Regions from separate parts of the Homo sapiens genome. Here region 1 is linked to region 2. Evidence: read pairs that join two places in POLR2A ChIA-PET (ENCODE). Cell type or tissue: Caco-2. All regions are shown on one strand.

Region 1 (2,500 bases), 480 kb before region 2:
CAGAAATAAATACAAGATCAGCTTCTTTGATGGCATCATCAATATTGGTAGAAAAAAAAAGATTTTTTCCTCGACAGGATTCTACCACTTCTTTTAGTCCTGGCTAAAAAGAAAAAAGAAAAGGAATTGTACATATAGCTTGCCAGTGATATGAGATAACCTAATAGTATAGAATTACATTTGTTAAAGGGCATGGTAATATTGTAATTTAAAGGTCTAGGTTGTGCTCAAATTACCTTTGTAGACAAGTTAAGGATCATATACCAAAGGCCATAAGTGCACATCTCATTTTTTAAATAGGGACAGGGTCTCACTCTGTCACCCAGGCTGGAGTGCAGTGGTGCAATCTCAGCTCACTGCAGCCTCCGCCTCCTGGGCTCAAATGATCCTCCCATCTCAGCCTCCCAAGTAGCTAGGACCACAGGAGCCATGAGGCCTGGCTAATTTTTGTATCTTTTTTTGGCAGAGATGGGGTTTTGGGGTTTCACTGGGTTGTCCAGGCTGGTCTCACATTCCTGGGCTCAAACAATCCTCCCATCTCAGCTTCCCAAAGTGCTGGGATTATAGGAGTGAGCCACCATGCCCAGCCCATTTATTTTATTTTATTTTATTTTTTTTTGAGACAGAGCCTCTTTCTGTCACCCAGGCTGGAGTGCAGTGGTATGATCTCGGCTCACTGCGACTTCCGTCTCCTGGGTTCAAGCAGTTCTCCTGCCTCAGCCTCCCAAGTAGCTGGGATTACAGGCATGCACCACCACACTGGGCTAATTTTGTATTTTTAGTAGAGATGGGGTTTCACCATGTTGGCTAGGATGGTCTTGAACTCCTGACCTCAGGTAATCCACCTGCCTTGGCCTCCCAAAGTTCTGGGATTACACGCACAAGCCACCACACCTGGCCTATTTTATTTTTTCATACAGGGTTTCGCTCTGTTCCCCAGGCTGGAGTGCAGTTGCGTAACAGCTCACTACAACCTTGACCTCCCAGGCTCAGGCAATCCTCCCTGCTCCTCCTCCTAAAGTGCTGGGATTATAGGAGTAAGTTACCACGCCCTGCCTCATAAGTACACTTAAGTAAATAAAGTAAAATGGAAATTGCCATTAAACTTGCTACAATCAGAAGAGCAGCTCATTTAATGCTTTGTCATTGTTTACCATGTGACTAACTCATAAGAGTTAACCATTAACTATGAGTATCAACACAATTTTCAGAAAATTCAAGGTCTTCTGTGATTTCAAGCAAATATATGATTTTGCATTGTCATTATGAATGCACATTTTTACTCCCAATAATTCAGGCCATAGAACTGGCTGTGAAAGTCAATTTACTCCATATATGCTTAAATAAATATAAATTTTTCTATATGCTTAAATAAATATAAATTTTTCTAAGTCCTATTGCAAGGAACCCTTTTATTTAAAAAAAAAATCCCAGTTTAACAGGAGATATATTTATGTTAAGAATATGGAGGGGTATAAAACCACTTAACAAATATTCTTATAAAAAAAAAATCAAGCCTAAATCTGATTGGACCTGTACCTTTAGATCTAACTACCAATTTACATTAAATAAAGAATAAGTTGAAAAACTCCAAGGAACTGAACCAGCAAAATCTAGACTGAAAAATTTCTTTTTTTTGAGACAGTCTTGCTCTGTCACCCTGGCTGGAGTGCAGTGGCACCATCTCGTCTCACTGCAACATCCACCTACCAGGTTCAAGTGATTCTCGTGCCGCAAACTCCCAAGCAGCTGGGATTACAGGCGCACACCACCATACCTGGCTAATTTTTGTATTTTTGGTAGAGACGGGGTTTTTCCATGTTGGCCAGGCTGGTCTCGAACTCCTGGCCTTAAGCGATCCACCCGCCTCAGCCTCCGAAAGTGCTGGGATTACAGGCATGAGCCACTGTGCCTGGCCTAGACTGTGATAATTTCTAGCCAATAAACAAACTGGTTTCTTCAACCAATAGATACTGGTTGAAGCACAACTATTGTGGGCTACCAGCCTGGGCAACATGGCGAAACCCCATTTCTACTAAAAAAATTTTAAAAAATAGCTGGGCATGGTGGCGCTTGCCTGTAGTCCCAACTATTCAGGAGGCTGAGGTGGGAGGATCACCTGAGCCCAGGAGGCGGAGGTTGCAGTGAGCCAAGATCGGGCCACTGCACTCCAGCCTGGGCCACAGAGCAAGGCCCTGTCTCAAAGAAAAACAAAATTATCTTTTAGAGATACATGATAAAGTATTTATGGATGAAATTATAAATAATCAGCATGGTGGTAGTTGGGAAGGAGGACTGGCCACGTAGATAACTGTTGAAACAAGATGATGGGCACACGGAGATTCATTGTACTGTTATCTTTAATTACATGCTTGAAATCTTCCACAACAAAAAGCAAAAAGAAAACATACCTAAACCACTGAAGCTCACTCTTAGGGGAGAAACTTCAAACAATATCCATCCATAATATTATGGATGTTTAGAAAACTATGTCTATAGC
Region 2 (2,500 bases):
ATACAAAAAATTAGCCGGATGTGATGGCAGGCGCCTGTAGTTACAGCTACTTGGGAGGCTGAGGCAGGAGAATTGCTTGAACCCAGGAGGCAGAGGTTGCAATGAGCCGGGATCACACCACTGCACTCCAGCCTGGGTGACAGAGCAAAACTGCGTCTCTGAAAAAAAAAAGAAGAAGAAGAAGAATGGAAGTATAGGCTGGGCCCAGACTCTCATGCCTGTAACCCCAGCACTTTGGGAGGCCTAGGCAGGCGGATTACCTGAGGTCAGAAGTTCAAGACCAGCCTGGCCAACATGATGAAACCCATCTATACTAAAAATACAGAAATCAGCTAGGTGTGGTGGCGTGCGCCTGTAGTCCCAGCTACTTGGAAGGCTGAGGCAGTAGAATCGCTTGAAACCCGGAGGAGGACGTTGCAGTGAGCCGAGATGGCGCCACTGCACTCCAGCCTGGACAACAGGGCCAGACTCCGTCTCAAAAAAAAAAAAAAAAAATGCCGGGTGCAGTGGCTCATGCCTGTAATCCCAGCATTTTGGGAGGCCGAGGTGAGCAGATCATGCGGTCAAGAGATTGAGACCATCCTGGCCAACATGGTGAAACCCCACCTCTACTAAAAATACAAAAATTAGCTTGGTGTGGTGGCACGCGCCTGTAGTCCCAGCTACTTGTGAGGCTGAGGCAGGAGAATTGCTTGAACCCAGGAGGCAGAGGTTGCAGTGAGCTAAGATTGCGCCACTGCACTCTAGCCTGGGGACAGAGCGAGACTCCATCTCAAAAAAAAAAAAAAAAATGGAAGTATATAATGAATAACCGAGGTTGTGCAAAATTGAAAGGACAAAAGTCAAGGAAGTTACTTTGTTTTGTTTTGTTTTATTTTGTTATTTTGAAATGGTGTTTCACTATCACCCAGGTTGGAGTGCAGTGGCATTATCTCGGCTCACTGCAGCTCGGACCCCCAGGATCCAAGCAATCCTCCCACGTCAGCCTTTGGAGTAGTAGCTGGGACTACAGGCACTCACTAGGATACCTGGCTTATTTTTGTATTTTTTGTAGAGACAGGGTCTCACTAGGTAGCCCAGGCTGGTCTCAAACTCCTGAGCTCAGATGATCCACCCGTGTTGGCCTCCCAAAGTGCTGGGATTACAGACGTGAACCACTGCTTTCTCCCTACCTGTTTTTCTTTTTTTGAGGAAGAGTCTTACTCTGCCCAGGCTGGAGTGCAGTGGCGCAATCACAGTTCACTGCAGCCTTGATCTCCTTCCTGAGCTCCAGCAATCCTCCTGTCTCAGCTTCCCAAAGTGCTGGCATTACAGGTGTGAGCCACCGAGCCCAGCCAAGAGAAACACTTTCTATTATTTATAACCAATCAAATGTCATTATAGGCCGGGCACAGCGGCTCACGCCTGTATTCTCAGCTACTTGAGAGGCTGAGGCAGAAGAATCACTTGAACCCAGGAGGCAGAGGTTGCGGTGAGCCAAGATCATGCCACTGCACTCCAGCCTGGGGGACAGAGTGAGACTGTCTCAAAAAAAAAAAAAAAAGTTGTTATATAATACCCAGCAGATTGTTAAGTACTTGAACTTCAAATTTCTAGTTTAACTGGAAATGTAACCAAATTAGAACTGGTAGCCAACACTATTTGACTTGTCTGAGAGATGTGCCAAGGATTTGCGCAACTTTTGCCTTATGAAGTTTTCCAAGTAATTATAGAAACTGCACAGTTCTTGGAATGTGGGCTACCTAGATAAATACTGTTTTGGGAAAACTCTACAGGGTTCAGTTATGCAGAGACTTGTCTAGAGACTAAAGAAAATTAAGCAGAGTCTGCAGGAAATTTAAGGACTAATTTCACTTTCTAATCATAACTGAGATATATCATAATTTTCAGGATACACGAAGTTTCTTGTTAATTGAATTATTTGATAAATTAAATCTTAACCAGAAAACTCCTTTTCTTTCCACTCTTTTGGAAATATTTCTAGAATACATCAGTTATTTTTTCAGTCCTTAGAAAGCACAGGATAGGCTGGGCACAGTGGCTCACACCTATAATCTCAATGAGATAAAGTACCTAAAAGTGCTTAACACAGTGCCTGGAGTATAATATGTGCTTAATAACTGTTGTCTACTATTTTCTTTTTCTTTTTCTTTTTTTTTTCAAGACGGAGTCTCATACTGTTGCCTGGGCTGGAGAGTAATGGCACGATCTTGGCTCACTGCAACCTCCGCCTCCCGGGTTCAAGTGATTCTCCTACCTCAGCCTCCAGAGTAGCTGGGATTATAGTTGCCTGCCACCACACCCAACTAATTTTTTGTATTTTTAGTAGAGACAGGGTTTTACTATGTTGGCCAGGCTGGTCTTGAACTCCTGACCTCATTATCTGCCTGCCTCGGCCTGCCAAAGTGCTGGGATCATAGGCGTGAGCCACCGTGCACAGCCTACTATTGTTAATATTGTTCATATTATTGCCATTATTGCTGTTAGTTCTCTTTGGTTT

What was found. ChIA-PET counts read pairs that join two places held together with the same protein. Peaks named below come from ENCODE experiments on the same cell type or tissue, not always from the same donor. Only the 100,000 strongest peaks of a DNase experiment are listed, where the experiment ranks them.
Region 1: POLR2A ChIA-PET joins it to region 2 with 6 read pairs; 4 of 35 experiments call an interaction of 5 or more read pairs at or near these places.

Annotation. Positions count from the first base shown.
Region 1 is chr4:39,514,082-39,516,581 of GRCh38, forward strand. UGDH (UDP-glucose 6-dehydrogenase) reads right to left here. Exons shown (of 12, transcript NM_003359.4): 3 at 2-103. Among named protein-coding and RNA genes, the nearest start is that of UGDH, 12 kb to the right of the region's middle. RefSeq lists enhancers at 928-1,222, 1,070-1,214, 1,109-1,253 and cis regulatory regions at 1,137-1,147, 1,175-1,188. In Caco-2, no CTCF peak of the experiment used is centred here; a DNase peak (open chromatin) is centred at 990.
Region 2 is chr4:39,989,808-39,992,307 of GRCh38, forward strand. No RefSeq gene overlaps it. Among named protein-coding and RNA genes, the nearest start is that of PDS5A, 13 kb to the left of the region's middle. RefSeq lists an enhancer at 158-855. In Caco-2, no CTCF peak of the experiment used is centred here; no DNase peak of the experiment used is centred here.